2 separate regions of the Homo sapiens genome follow, and region 2 is linked to region 1. The links are chromatin loops, found by intact Hi-C in ENCODE. Cell type or tissue: endothelial cell of umbilical vein. All regions are shown on one strand.

Region 1 (8,000 bases):
GCCGAATTAGCATAGTCCAATCCTCTGGCAATAATAATTAGGCCAAGGTTGAGCACTGGACCAAAGTCTGGCCAATAGGATTTAATTATATGGCTTTACTTTTAGAACTTTTGTCTGTTAATGTTTTATTGGACTTTCTATTAATTCTTAAAAGTCTGATGGTGCTGGTTACCACCCAGTATTCCTCTTAGATGTGGGTTACTAGGGTCCCCATCCAAGGCATACTCTTGCTCCCCTGCCCTGCCCTTTCCTAAGGAGCAAAGGAGACATGACTACCGGAAACATACCCCTGCCTTGGTACAAAAACACTAGAATTTTCTGCCAAACAGTTGTCAGTTTCCAGGGCCCAAAATAGGCCCCTTTTTAGGCTCCATATTCAGGGAGAGGGGAAGGACTTCAAGCCAGGCATCCCTATTTTACACAAGCCTAAAATGTACATTTGCAGGCCCTGAAAGCGTTTGGAGCATGCTTAGGGCAAATATTTGTAGTCAGTGTGCCTAAAAGTGAAACCAAGGATGAGACAAGCAATCAAGGGACTGAGACAGAGTCTTGATGGACTTCTTTGAGTTCTAGATCCAGCTATGTGAGAAGCAAGACTAACCCTTGGATTTTCGAGCTCCTGAGTCAATAGGTTAGTTTGAACATGTTTTCTTTCATTTGTAACTCAGAGGGTTCTGTCTGAGACACTTTTCCTTTGTACTCCATCCTGAATTGACATTCCTTTATCTGTAATCATAACACCACTTATAATATTCAGAACTTTATCATATTCTCTAATTATTTAATGCAGGAGAATTTTTCTTTCTCAAGATTTCCAAAGGATGTTTGCAAGCTGTGCAAGAGGATGGAGTTTGGACTCACTCTGATGTGACTAAATGTATGACCTTGAATAAGTTAGTTAACTTCCTTGATACTTAGTTTCTTCATCGTTAAAATGGAAATAAGCCTACTCAAAGTTCTAGGATTGCTTAAGAGATTGAATGTAATCAGCCTTGTACACAATAGTCATTCAACAAATACCTTGATCATTTCCTTGAGGGCCTTGGCTGTAGAAGGTAAGAAAACCAAATTAACTGATTTAAGTAAAGTGTCTTTTTAATTTAAATATATATTTTTTTAAACATTTTTGTGGGTACATAGTAAGGTGTATAGAATATGATAAAAGAAGCGTCTTTTAAAAAATCATTAATGTAATATCTCATGGAGAAAGACGTAGATAGGCAAGGGTTAGCTGGTAGCAGGGACACAAAAACCAAACTATTTTTTTTCAGCTCTCCTTACCTATTCCATTCTTTCCTTTTGGTGCTATCTGGCTTTGTCTCATTCTCAGTGTACAGTGAGGTATAAGGCTTCCAACAGACCCTAGGTTTGTTTGCATCTGCTTCATTCAAGAGTGCATCTAAACTGAGCTAGAAAGTTTTATTCTTATGTCAAATTTTTAGGAAGTACTCTGATTTCTTTAATTTGGACCAATCAAATGTGGCTAGGCAAGAGGTTAAAAATTGTATTAACCTTCTGCAGTAACATAAGGTTGAAGTGAGGGGAGGAGAATTCCCAAAAGATAACAGCACTGGTGCCACAAAAAAGGGAGATTAGGCTAGAAAAACATGTGATATTAGACTATAGCAATAGTTTTTAAGAAAATATTCTGAATTTCCTACCTTTCTAACAAAATACTAAGTACATGTTAGTGTACCATAAACACATGACTAAATATTTTGTGTTTTGAAACTCAAAACTGAACCTACAAACAGAGGGGCTGAGTGGTTTCTTAATCACCACACAGCAGGGGAAATAAATCAGCAATGAGACTTGACCTCTTAGTCCCTTAATATGATCCCAAGAATCTTTAATTCAAGTATTTATCAAGGCTTCTTCTTTTAAAGTGACCATGTAAATCTTTAGTAGATGGCTGTTATAATGTTGATATGGACGCATTATGTATGAAAAATGGGTAGCTGAACACTTGCAGTGACTGATTTCCACGCATTAATAACCTGACCATTTAATTAAAATATAATGCCCGAGGGTCCCAATCCGCAACACAGAATGACCTAGTGAATGTCCTGTCATTGAGAGGTAGGAGAGGGATAAGAAGAAGTAACTCAGCGACAGACTGGTCACCTTTGTATCTTTGCATGACTTACTATAACTAAAGCCTAACTATGTCTGAGCCCAGAACTCCCACCTAGCAGGCTTTCTAGCTCTGTGTATGGTGTTTGGATTTTGTGCATTCCTTTGAGCTCCAAGGCTGTGAGTGCACCACAATGCAACAGAAATGTGCAAATTCCAGTGGAAGTCACTGGCACTTCTTTGGCTCCTGAAAATACACCATCATTGTGATGTCCCAGAAATAGCCACACTCTGAAGGTTGTTTCTTTAGCCAGTGTAAGCCAGAGACTCTACTGCATAAGTGGGACATGCTAGCTCAGAAACTTATAATGTAAAGTTTTCATGTTCAGCTCACTTCTTAGTTTACAAAAACCCTTATCAAAAGAGCATTCTAAATTGGAATTAGTTAGTGATCCAGGTCTCTAAAGCCCAGGACTGGAAGAAAAGATTTCTTAATTACACCAGCAGGGGCTTGGTTTCTATTCTTAGTGCATCTGGGTAATGTGGTTATGTTCATGATGCGTCTAGTTTCTGCACTGCCAGGGATAGCCTTCGGTTCATTCTATGTTAGGGTGTACAAATGGAGGGTCTCTGAGTTTGCTCTTTTTCCTGGATAGAGGTAATTCAGGATTCTCAAAAGCAACATATCAATGTAATTTTTATTGTGCTATGTCTTAGGCCAATCAGATTGAAGTTTATGTAAAACACAAAATTATTAAAACAAAGGATAATTTGATAGGAATTTTGAGTTATTTGCATATCCTGTTCAGTGAATGTCACTACTCAGCCCTCACTGAAAGTAGATCGGATTGAAACTTCCAGGCTACCTTGAGGGAGAAGTAAGGGTTACTATTCAGAGAGTATCTATGCTGCAGTTTTCTGCTAGTAGGCCATCTATGAAATGGGAAACTCAGGGTGTCTTTCTTTGCCAATAGAGCACCATCTATGTGCTTCTGTTTCTGAGAGGAAGAGTAAGTGTCAGGAATCAGTTTCCAACAATCTCTCTTTTTCTGCCTGAAAGTTGAGTTATGTGTTCTGAATTACTGTAAATTTTTATACAAACCTATGTCCTTGTGATATTGTTTGATTTATAACTTTTGGCTACCTTCAAAGTTCTGAAAAGTACAACAAAACACAGCTTAGGGAGAAAATACAGATTTCTTTTTAACAGAAATAGTTGGTGAGTTAAATCAAGGGCCCAAATATTTTTAATTGCTGTACTTTTTTATTTAAAAATATACAATAGTCTACCCTGAGGTAAAAAATAAATAGCTTGGTGTCATAAAGTTAATAGACACTATTCACAAAGTTGGGTTTAATACCAAGGCGTTTATTTTCGATCATTAAAAATCTACTTCAGATGGCAATATTCTTTTGTACAAAAATTTAACAGAAATTCATTTACATTCTTCTCCATTTTATGTTTATCTGAGGAAAATGATGCCATAAGTTCTTATGAAACAGAACAAGCCAAAAACTTTTCTTTTAACTAATCCTGATGAAGTTTGTCAAAGTAAGATTTAAGGCAAGAAGGTTGCTTCTTGGCAGGAGAATTCTGGAAGGGAAAAGTGGCTGAAACTTTGCATGGTTGCATTTGTTTCTGGTCAAGCTGCCTTATCACAATTCAAACTCTCATGCTGGGAAATTGCTCTTTCTTTGGTACCTTTTCTGCCAGAATTCAACTCTAACAACAAAAGTTTATAAACAATGAAAATTCCAGCTGGTTGACATCAGCGTCACGAAGCTTTCTCTTCACACTGATACAAATATTTACCCTGAGCTCTGGCAAGGCTTTCCTTGCCCATGTCACCCTTAATCATACATTTTTCCTTGATTGAGTTATGCTTTCCAGTATGTGATTTGCTCTGGTTTACTTTTTAACACATCCCAGAGGCTTCGTCAAAATCAACTCTGGGCAGGCCATGTCATTTGGTAGCTGCCAAACATGTTATTGAGAAGAAACTTGGCAAATATCAAACCAGTCCTCTCTAACTGCTCTAATAAATGTTTGTTCTTTTTGACCACCATTTACTTTTTAGGTCCCTGATATCCATAAAGCTATGAGCCAAGAAAGTAAGCAGAGATGCACTCAATTCCCTATAATCTATTCCCTTGAGATAACGCACCAATTTCTCTTCCAGGTACCTTATTGCAAAGAAGTTGAAAATTTCAAAGGTTTCATCAATGACTCTTTATTTCCTTCAAGAAGACACAAAGGTTATTTTCAAAAGGTTAAAACAACAGATTGATGTACTCTGTTACTGTAGTAAAGTCCACTAGAACAAATATTTGCCACACTAAAGTGACTAGTGGAGGGATTAGCACAAAATATTGCAAATATTTCTACAGAGCTTCCCTTGCCAAAATAAAACATTGGGTTCTCTGCCCTAGGTGCTTGCAAAATCATTGTGAAGTGCATTGATAATGCAGAATTTGGGGAAATTTTTCTCTCAATATTGAAATAATTGTATAAACAGGTGTCCTACCCGATAGAAATATAAATAAATATCTCAGTTACACTAGTTTATACTTATATTGCATTTATGGTTTAGAAAAATCTGGTCATTATACAAAAGCTATATATGGACCATGTGCCACTCTACTAACTCATTTGAAAATAACATGTAGTAAGCTGTGAGAGTTAAACAACTCTTTATTTTGCCTATACTGGCTTAAAAATTAATCTCAAAAATGAGATGGAACCCCCACCTCTGACACATTCATCATTCTTGTTGTTATTGTTGTTGTTTCTCTTGTAGTCCTCAGGGAATGCATGTGAGCATGCACACACACACACACACACACACACACATGCACACACACACACGTTCCTTATACACACAATATACTTTGCTTAGAGGGTCTTATTCTTTCTCTTTGCCAACATACAGCTTCATCTATGTTTTTTTTTTTTTTTTTTAAGAACCATTTTTATTTAACACAATTTGTTTAATTAATGTGATTTCAGATGGCTTGAGGATAAGTGAACACATTTAGGTGGTATAGAGGGAAGATAATTTCAGGCTTGGGAGCCCAGTAAACACACAGAACAACATTGCTCAGGAGATTGTTCACAAGCTAGTTGCCCTTGCCTTTCATTACTTAACCCAAAGAATTTTTAAAAATTCTTAGGTTTTTCAAAAGGACCTCTATGCTGTTTCTTAAGTTTTTCTCTTTTTCTCCCATGACATCATTAGTGCCATTGAAGGTACGACAGTGTTAAGTCACCTTACTCTTTTTTTACTCCTCCCTCCATCTTGCAGCTTATACATGACAATAAGTGTTCATTATTTAATAATGTTTAAATATGCAATACCATTTCTATGTTGAGGTGTGTACTTTCCAGAGCATATTGAAATGCAGTGATGTGTAACAAAACTTACCTTCTGTGATTATTAATACATAAACATATCTGAAGACCATAGTAAATAATTATTATAATCTAAGGTGTGGCCAACATATTTGAGAAAACAGGAATTTAATAAGATATTCTCTTCAGTTCCATGGAAGAAGTTGTAGCGATTTTTTGTTAATGGAATCTCATTATTCTTTTGTATCATAAGAAGTAAATGTAGTGTAGAGACATGAAAGAAATAAGCTCTGAATAGGCCTGAAGGAGTTAGAGCAACTTCGCCAATTCCTAACCTGATCAATTCCCAAGAAAGCAAGAAGAGAAATACCAAGCACTAGTCTTTATGCTAAAGACCAGGTGGAAACCAGAGTGAATGGTAGAATTTATTATCCCTACTTTACAGGCCATGGGAAGAAGACCCTGGAAATTTCACTACCTTGCTCCTGGTAATTTAACTGGTGAATGGAGATTAGAGGTTTGAACCTAGTTAGGTTTGACAAATAGGCTTGTGTTTTTTACCTCACTTGGAGTGTCCCAGTGGAGTGACCCAGAGGGCCAGATTTGGCCAAGTGTGCACTTAACTGGCCTAAGGCACTGGGGGATTTAACAAATGGATAGCCAGTTAGGGACTAACCTCACATATCTATAGGGAATCATTATAATATTCAAATTGTGGGGATTTTCTTGGAAATAAAGTTAAAAATGGGATACTCTTTGTTTTCCCTCTGTACCCTGTGGAACTCCGGAGTTCTGCAGAGGGAGGTTAGGAGCTCCTACTGAGGCTAACATGGTGGCCAAAGAGGTAGCACTGGGACCCCACCCCTGCTATTGTCTAAAGGTCCACTCTTATCTTTTTTGATACATTAGGAATCTGCATAAGACTTTATTTATATAATTAAAAAATAATGTTTTAAACCCAAGAATTTTTATGACTCAGATCTTTGAGCATATTAAAGATACTTGAGAAATAGTTTGATCCAGACCATAATTTACATAAAGTTGCAATTTTTGCATGACATCCAAAGGCCCTTAAAGTCAAGACATCAAGTCACTGATGAGACTAGGACTCAATATAAACCTGATTTATGCTCAATTTTTCAAACAGTAAGAAAGTATGAATTACTAATTATATACCTTTATGCTCCAGTTAATGTAATAAAAGATAATGTGTATAAGTTTGCTTTCATATACACCATTGAGATTGCTTATTCAAGGGACTGTATTAATGATTCAAAGGGCAGTTTTTTATTGATTTGAATTTTTCTACATTATATGCAAGTTATATCTGATAAGACAGTAGTTCTTTATTTAATTTTAACCTAACAAAGTCTATTGTGAAGCGGAAAACACTGTTTTTGAGATTTTAGTTCTTTTCAGAATTGTTCAGGACAATGCTTATATTATGAGAATATATCTGGTTAGATCCATTGAACTAGAATTTCCAGGAGTAGGAAGCAGAAAACTGTACTGTAAAATCATGCCTAGGAGGTCTTGAATAATCAATCAGATTGGAAACCACTGATGTGCCCTATTTGATTTTCAGATGTGAAAGGCTTCTTTGCAAGGAGATTATTTTATTTTTATATAAAGCTACCTAATTTTTTAAGATACCATACCTTAGGTCCAGCTCAGTCATGTTTTCCAGACATAAAGTGAAGTGCAGCTGGGAGACAGAAGCAGTATCCGTGGCAGGCCTCCATTTACACAGAGCCCATAAGAATGGCACAGCACCCAGTGAGTCTGACATGCCTGGGGGCTCTGCTGCTCCTCTTACCCACCCTCACATGAAGATGTCTCATTCATCTTTACATCCCCAGTCCTTAGCACAGTATCTGGCACATTTTAGATACTCAACACATGTGTGTTGGTTATAAGAAATAATTAATGAGGACATCATTCAAGTTCAGTGGTAAGAAACTCTCATCAAGACTTCAGTTTTTGTCCCCTTTTAATTTAACCCAATTGCTTCTTAATTTTCAGAAATTGTTTTATCTCTCTCTTTTTTTTAGGTTCCACAATAGCATTTGACTTTCTTCTCCTAACTTTAATTTGATATCTTCCTATAGTTTCCATTTCTCAGATTCCCTCCTTCATCTTCTCTTACAGGCACAGCCAATCAACCATCCATCCTCTCCTCAACCTTCCAGAAGACTGTGAGTCCTGAGAGCATAGAAACTCTCCTGATGTTGCTCCCAGACCGTGACCCGTGCTGGCAAAGCTTCTATTCCCATGTGGCTGCATGTTTCATAAGGAGAGCTACTAAAATGCAGGAAAGCACAAAGTCTTAATTGCTTGCTAGTGGGCACTCAGCCAACACGCTGTTAGCAGAATGAAATCCAATCTTAGAGAAAAAGTGCTGAACCTCGGCTCTGGATCGCCCAAGCCCCATATGGATTGCGTGTGTTTTGGGGGAAGATTTGGATATGGCAGTCTTTTTTTTCACTCTTTTGAATGGGAATGTCAATCTATGGGTTACTAGAACATTTTATTCTTAATATAATAATCCCAGCTGCAAAACAACATTAAGAGGGAACAC
Region 2 (8,000 bases), 760 kb after region 1:
ATTTTATATTTGCAGAACAGCCAAGCCTTTTAACCTTTTGAAAATCATTCCTTAACACCTGTACATCCTTATTACAATGCCACCAAAGTCAAAATTTGTGGTTCCTGCTCATTTTCAACATTACCTAAAAAAACATGTGAACTCCTCATGAAGTTCAGAGAGTTAAAATTTCCAGAAACTCAGATATTCAAGTAAATAAACACTATACAAATACAGCATAAGGCTCACAAAATACTCTTGATTGCAAGACCATACCAACTTACGTTTTGCTCAAATAATTTAGTTCTATGAAGGAATAGATTCTGTTAGCCAGATCATTCCGTTATCATTTTCTCTCTCTTGTGCTACAGACCCAAATATTTTAAACTCTAGAATGTGTTCTGCTTTATTCTCACTGGTATCTGAATTTAGTGTTTCATTAACTTCCATTTAAAATGCCACTTTTTCTAAAATTTCTAAATTAGTTAAGAACATTCTCTAAGTCACTTAATCTAGAAATAAAGACCTCCAGCCACATTCTTCCCTGAGCAAATATTGATAGACCACAGGTACATGCAAAGCACTCTACTGAGATCCACAGGTACACTGGTAAAGAAAATAGAGACATAAACTGTGCTCATGAAGAGCATACAGATATCTATATTTTGCTATATCTATAATACTATTTCTATTTACTAATTATTAAAATTATACCGGGGATATGAAAGGTACTAAAATAAAAATAATTTTGTTAACAGAATTGTTATCCTGTTATCTGTTATTCTGTTTAATAATAGAAGGAACATATAAAATTAAAACTAAAAAACAAGAAGTAACTAGGTATTAGAAGAACTTTTTTTGGTTCTAGAAATACTTGAGCATGGAGAAAGAAATATTGCTAAGAGAAGCCAATTTATTATGTATACGGAAGCCATATGAGCTTCAAGAGTAGTTTGTCAAATACAATTTTCTGGAAAACCATCAGTTTGAAACTGTTCTAGATGATAGAATAATTAATTTTAAAATATACAGGGTTTTATATGTTCCTAGTTCTCATATGTTATAATCTATTCTAGAAAGAGACATTAAATATATACTGACTTAGCAATAATTAGATAATTATTAGCATATAACTTTCCTCCACCAAAAGCAGGCACCCTTGGTTACCTTTTCAACATTCTCTCCCTCTCTCTCTCTCACACACACACATACACGCACACACCCCTCTTTCACCACACCTTCAAACATAGCCCAGGCCTTCTTAAAGAACTCTAAAGAACAATCCACTCTTTTCCAAGTGGTCATATACTGTGGGAATCCTGTCTCTATTTGGTATACCAGGAGGAGGGTTCTTAGAGACACAGTCATCTCTAGTGGTCTCTTTGCCAGTGATTGGTTTATGACTAAGCTTAGGATACAATTCTAGGCAAGATCTAAAAAGTTGGCTGGGGAGCTTCTAGGAAGTGCTCTCCTACTTTGGAAAGGAGACACAGGAAGAGATCATTTTTTATGCTGTCTCTGGGGATGTTTATGTCTGGATGTACAGCTATCTGAAAACTAAACCAAAAGAATCACAGAAAAACTAGCATCACTCTCTGTTGCACTTCTTGTTATGTGAAATATAATAAATTTCCTAAAGTCTGCAGAGTTGACTGAAGATATCCTAACTAATAGACCCATGTTCAAATGGTCACTTATCCTTGCAAATTTGATTTGCAAATAATTGTTCAATTTATCCCTTTCTGCTTCCCCTATTTTGGCCCAAGCTCTCATGATCTCTTAACCAGGACCACAGAAGAAATTGTTGAGTCCCATCTAAACCATTTTCCAATTCAAAAAAGACATAGTATTTTGTTCCTACTACTCCTCAATTTGCAGTCTTCTAATAGTTCATCATTTTTTAAATAATAAATTTCAAATTCCTAGCATAGATTGAAACCCTTTTGTTATCTCATCTTGTTGGTGTTTTTTTTTTGTTTTTGGACATGGTCTCTCTCTGTCACCCAGGCTGGAGTACAGTGGTGCAATCTCAGCTCACTGCAACCTCCGCCTCCCAGGCTTAAGGGATCCCCCCACCTTAGCCTCCTGAGTAGCTGGGACTACAGGCACACACCACCACACCGGACTAATTTTTGTATTTTTGGTAGATACGGGATTTTGCCTTGATGTCCAGGCTTATCTCAAACTCCTGCTCCTGGGCACAAGAGATCCATAACCTTAGCCTCTCAAAGTTTGGAGATTACAGGCATGAGCCGCAGCACCTGGCCTCCCCTTTTTTTAAACATTTTTAGTTCAGGGGTGAATGTACAGGTTGGTTAGAGGTGACCATGTGTCATGGGGATTTGTCGTACAGATTATTTCACCATCCTAGTATTAAGCCTATTACTCATTAGTTATTTTTCCTGATCCTCTCACTCCTCCCAACCTTCTTAAAAAGAAGAAGATTGTTTCCTTTGCGGGGACATGGATGGAACTAGAGGCCATTATCCTTAACAAACTAATACAGGAACAGAAAACCAAATACCGCATGTTCTCACTTATAAGTGGGAGCTAAATAATGAGATCACATGGACACATAGATGGGAACAACACATACTGAGGCTAACCTTCTTTTCAATGGCTGCATAGTATTCCATGGTATATATGTACCACATTTTCTTTATCCATTCTATCATTAATTGGCATTTAGGTTGATTCCGTGTCTCCACTGTTGTGAATAGTGTTGCTAGAAGTATTCCCTGTCTTTCTTTCTAGCTTTCTCGTTCATCTTATCATCTCACAAACAATATATTCCATCTACACTCAACTACTGATGGCCCAATATCCCAACTTGCTGGTAATAATTGTAGTAATGACAGCTGGTACTCACTAGAGTATGCCATATGCAAACATCCTGATGCTAAATAAGGTATATCAAAATTCTAGGAGCTCAGTGATCAATGCCAAGCAAATGAGAAATGATAAAAATTAAGCAAACTACAAACCTAGGAGGTAGGTATTATATTTTCATTTTACAGATAATGAAACTGAGACTCAGGACATTAAATTCTGGCCCTGCCTGCAGAATGAATTACACTGTTTCTGTACAGGGTCAGTGTTGAGCATCTAACACAGCTCAGGATGGGCAAGAACAAATATAGTGGCATCTCAGGTTTCCAAGATTGACACCATTACTTTACTCTAAACTCTTTTCTTTTGCTTTCAATTCTAATTTCAAACCAGAGAACCTTAGCAGTATTAAAGAAAATGATGAGTCTCGCTATTCAAAGTGTGGTCCACAGACGGCAACAACAGCATTACCTGGGAGCTTGTTAGAAATGCAAAATAATCCTGCATCTTCTGAGTTAGAATCTGTATTTTAACAAACCCTCAGGTGATTAGCATGTACATTAAAGTTTGTTAAACACTAATTTGGAGACCTGAAAGATGTTCTAGTTATATTCAGTATTAAAAACCCTCTCTTTTTCCCCAAGTTCTGTCTGTGAAATATCACTTGCTAACATCTTTTACAAGGCTAACCTGGATTACAGCACTCCTTTGAGAGAAAATATACTAATTATTCAAACAGTAAAAATAAAATATTAGTATAAAAGTTAAGGAATGTTTCATTTTTATGGAAAAATAAATGAGGCAAACAGGTAGAAATCAGTTTTGTGGTTTAACAAACAATGTATTGCCTGACTGTAATTTTTTTTCTACTTTGTACTTTATTTTCCCTGAAATTCACTTCTATATTAAATCTAAACCTAGTCACATGTAGTTAACAGCAGATGGGTTCCTCAATCAAACTATTAGAAGAAAAGCAAGAAACTTTCTTTTGGACATCGGAACATAAATTCAAATAACTGAAAATCAGCTAAGAGGATTTTACCACAGAAGACAATGGGTATTATTTAAATATTTTCAACATCATTTTCTTTTCAAAGTAGATGGAATGTGAATTAAACTTCATTTTAACATCTAAATCATATCTTTTTCTTTCAAAGTGTCTGTGAAAAAAAAAAGTTCCTGCATGCATTATTTGTAATAGGGACATGCTCACCTATAAACTGATGTAAAACGTGTCCCTTTTTGGCTGTGACTGCCTAAGTAATGAGGCAATGGAGAGAGTAAAATTTCCCATTCCCACACCCGTCACAGGCACCAGCATTGACTTCACACAGGCTCTTCTTAACTGTGAACCTTTCCTGGGACTAAACATGCACAATGCATGAGATTGTATATTTGCTCTTCAATTCTTTAGTTTTTGTAAATAAAAATGTCCTGCAGCGTTTAGCTTTTGTTCATTTTAGATACAACTGTAAAAGTGGAAAATAACATAATTTCATTCAACTTATAGTAGGTTCTGCTTGCTGGAAAATAATACTGTTGTTCAATTGAATCAGTCCTTCAAAGTAATCAAACCAGCTAAGTTCCTAGAATATTCCATAAGAGTAAAATTGTTTTCTAATCTTCACTGAGATCCTATTCAATAAGGCCATTTTCTTATCAAACTATACATTTGAGAACAAAATATCACATTTTAACAGGTACTATAAACATTTTAATTCTGTTAGGGCCAAAATAATGATAAACATGGATAATAGTAATAATCTCTTTCCCCAAAGAGTCTTAGAAATCCTAATTTACTGACTGGTAGCTACTTTCACTAAGTAGAAATACAGTAATTTAATAATCTTACCATAGCAGTTTTCACAGAAGAAAATTAACTAATTCATTATTGCTTATAATTTGCTGAGGCATAGCTGCCATATTTGTAAAATCAGCAGGTTCTGAAAAAAAATACAAGTTTTTAAATGAATGTTCAATTTTCCCCTAAACACATAAATGATACAATTACTTAGCTCCCTCTAGTGCCAATTTCTAATATAAACTTAATTATAATAACTGTATTCACCATGCAATTTTGAAGCAAATTAAAATTTTACTTGGCAATAATTAAGTAAACTTTCAAGGGTTTTATAGGTTGAGTTTGAGATCAGAGCCAAGCAAGATTCACGGATGACACTGTCATAGGTAGGCTCATGACTACAGTTACAGTAACAGTATTTCTTCACAAATTTTATTTCATATGTTTCAATTAAACACAAATAAACCAATAGAGTGTAAAAGAATGTTGATAAAAGAAATTAAGGCTTGCCATTGAATATTTTTCTACACGTCAATTTAGCTATAACAATCTCACTTAATCTGTGGCTTATATTGATTTTTCTTTGAACAAACAAATTTAAAACCCAAGAAGAAAGACACATCAAAGCTTCTATCAAGGTATAGAGAATAAAATTAAATTTTCAACTGTAGAGGAAAACAGAGCAGGCAGAACATATAATTTTAAAAAATTATAATAAAAACAGCTAACTTAATAAAATGACTTATTAACGTATGTTTCCTGGAGATTTCTCTTAGGCTGAAGCATATAATTGAAGACTTTTATTTCTAAGTAAAGGTAACATAATTACTTTTATTAGGTAAATTGTTTTGTATTGAATGCATTTAAAGAAAAGATAACAAGGAGGAAGAGGAGAGTAGTCAAAAATAGAATCTCATTCAATGAAAAACTGTAATAAAACTAGTGGATTTTCTAGGAACACAACTTTCCACAACAGTTTGTATATTCATTGCTCTTTTATTTTGTAATATAGTCTAAAGGCTAAGAGGGATGACAGCATGAATTTAGGAATCAAATGATATGTATTTGTTTAACAGAACTATGGTTAGTCAGTAAAATACAGATATTGCTTCAAATTAATAAGGCTCATGAAAATTAAAGAAAACGTGTATGTGAAACACACAGTTGAAAAATGATAGTTAATAACTTTTTTCTGTTGTGTTAGTAATTTTTAAATGTTCATAGAATAAAAACATATAATTGAATTGTACTTGTGATCATTGGTAACGTAAACATTATTCCTTAGTGCTGAGAATTAGTACTTTTAAAAATTAACTTATTTTTATTTCAATAAACATTTTTGTCCCAAATAAAAAGAAGAAATCTTTTCTAGAATAATACATGAGATTTTTACTTCTGTTTATTATTAGAGGGTATTATTATTATTGAGATGGAGTCTTGCTCTTGTTGCTCAGGCTGGAGTGCAATGGCGCAATCTTGGCTCACTGCAACCCTTGCCTCCCAAGTTCATGCAATTTTCCTGCCTCAGCCTCCAGAGTAGCTGGGATTACAGGCACCTGTCACCATGCCCAGCTAATCTTTTGTATTTTTAGTACAGGTGGGGTTTCACAATGTTGGCCAGACTAGTCTCAAACTCCTGACCTCAAGTGATCCACCCGCCTTGGCCTCCCAAAGTGCTGGGATTACAGGGGTGAGCCACCGCGCCCCGCCTACTTCTATTTATTTGTGTCATAATGACCCTGATTCAATTTGAATGACTGGACATTAATTCTATAAGGAAGGCAAGAGTCTTGGCCCCTGTATTGGCTCCTACTCCTTCTAATTCCTTCTATTTGCAATTTCCATTTGGCAAGGTTGGACAAGTGCCTTTCTTCTTGTGCAGTATTATGGGTAATTGCCTTCCACAGTTGTTCCAATAAAAATAAATAAATAAGCCACATGCAGGGAGAAGCTTTGGAAAATGCTCTGTACCAATACAATGGGTTAATTTTATTGTGATAGATGTTAATAAGACAACTTACCTGCAATGCTCATAGAGAGAGCTCTCCTTCTTTCTCCTGCCATTGAAGTTCCTTCAGTGACTACCTTTTCACCTATCCTATTCTTGACATACCTGCTTGACTTCTGAAACATTGTGGTAGATGGATTAATGAAATAATTTATCTCAAAAAAAAAGGAATAATAGATGACATTTTTGTGCTAAAAAAATTAATAAATATTATAAGCTGTCTTTTCTCTATGCTGAATGCAGAGATGTCACAGACAATATTCTGAAAAGTGTATACAAGCATATCTCATTTTATTGTGCTTCATTTTTATTTAAATTTTACTTCACAGATATTACTTTTTTTAACAAATTGAAGGAATTATAGCAGCCTTGTGACTAGCAATTCCTTGGGTGCCATTTTTCAAACAACATGAGCTCCCTTTGTGTCTCTGTGTCACATTTTGGTAATTCTCACCATATTTCAAATGTTTTCTTATTATATCTGCTATGATAATCTGGATCAGTGATCTTCGACGTTACTATTGTAATTACTTTGGGGCATCACAAACCATACCCATGTAAGATAGAAAACTTAATAGATAAATATTGTGTGTGTTCTGACCACCCCACTGACTGCCCATTCCTCTATCTCTCTCCCTTTCCTTAGACATCCCTGTTCCCTAAGATACAACAACATTAAAATCGGGCCAATTAAAAACACTACAATGGCCTCCAAGTATTCAAGTGAAAGAGTTGCATATCTCTCACTCTAAATCAAAGGTAGACATGATTAAGCTTAGTGAGGAAGGCATGACAAAAGCTGAGATGGACCAAAAACTAAGCCTTATGTGTCAGTTAGTCAAGTTGTAAATGCAAAGGAAAAGTTCTTGAAGGAAATTAAAAGTGCTACCCCAGTGAACATATTAATAATAAAAAAGCAAAATAGCCTTATTTATGATGTGGAGAAAAATTTCAGTAGTTTGAGTAGATCAAACCGGTCTCAACATTCCCTTAAAAGCCAAAGCCTAATCCAGAGCAAGATTCTAACTCTCTTCAATTCTGTGAAGTCTGATAGATGTGAAGAAGCTGCAGAAGAAAAGTTAGAAGCTAGCAAAAGTTGGTTCATGAAGTTTAAGGAAAAACACCATCTCAGTAACATAAAAGTGTAAGGTAAAGTAGGAAGTGCTGATGGAGAAGCTGCAGCAAGTTATCCAGAAGTCCTAGTTAAGATCATCGATGAAGGTGGCTATGCTAACAACTGATTTTCAATGTAGATGAAACAACTTTACATCTACATTGGAGGAAGATGCCATCTAGGGCTTTTGCAACTAGGGAGGAGAAGTCAGTGCCTAGCTTCAAAGCTTCAAAACACAGGTTTACTGTCTTGTTAGGGGCTAATGCAGC

Evidence for each region. A loop is a pair of places that touch in the nucleus more often than their neighbours do. Peaks named below come from ENCODE experiments on the same cell type or tissue, not always from the same donor. Only the 100,000 strongest peaks of a DNase experiment are listed, where the experiment ranks them.
Region 2: it touches region 1 in a loop (12-fold over the local background); 4 of 110 quality-filtered maps call a loop at or near these places.

What each region holds. Positions count from the first base shown.
Region 1 is chr2:145,757,133-145,765,132 of GRCh38, forward strand. It overlaps LOC124908059 (a long non-coding RNA gene), which reads left to right and starts at 529. Exons shown (of 2, transcript XR_007088682.1): 1 at 529-631; 2 at 7,571-8,000. In endothelial cell of umbilical vein, no CTCF peak of the experiment used is centred here; a DNase peak (open chromatin) is centred at 3,869; H3K27ac peaks cover 1,092 bases.
Region 2 is chr2:146,518,590-146,526,589 of GRCh38, forward strand. No RefSeq gene overlaps it. Among named protein-coding and RNA genes, the nearest start is that of LINC01911, 320 kb to the right of the region's middle. In endothelial cell of umbilical vein, no CTCF peak of the experiment used is centred here; no DNase peak of the experiment used is centred here.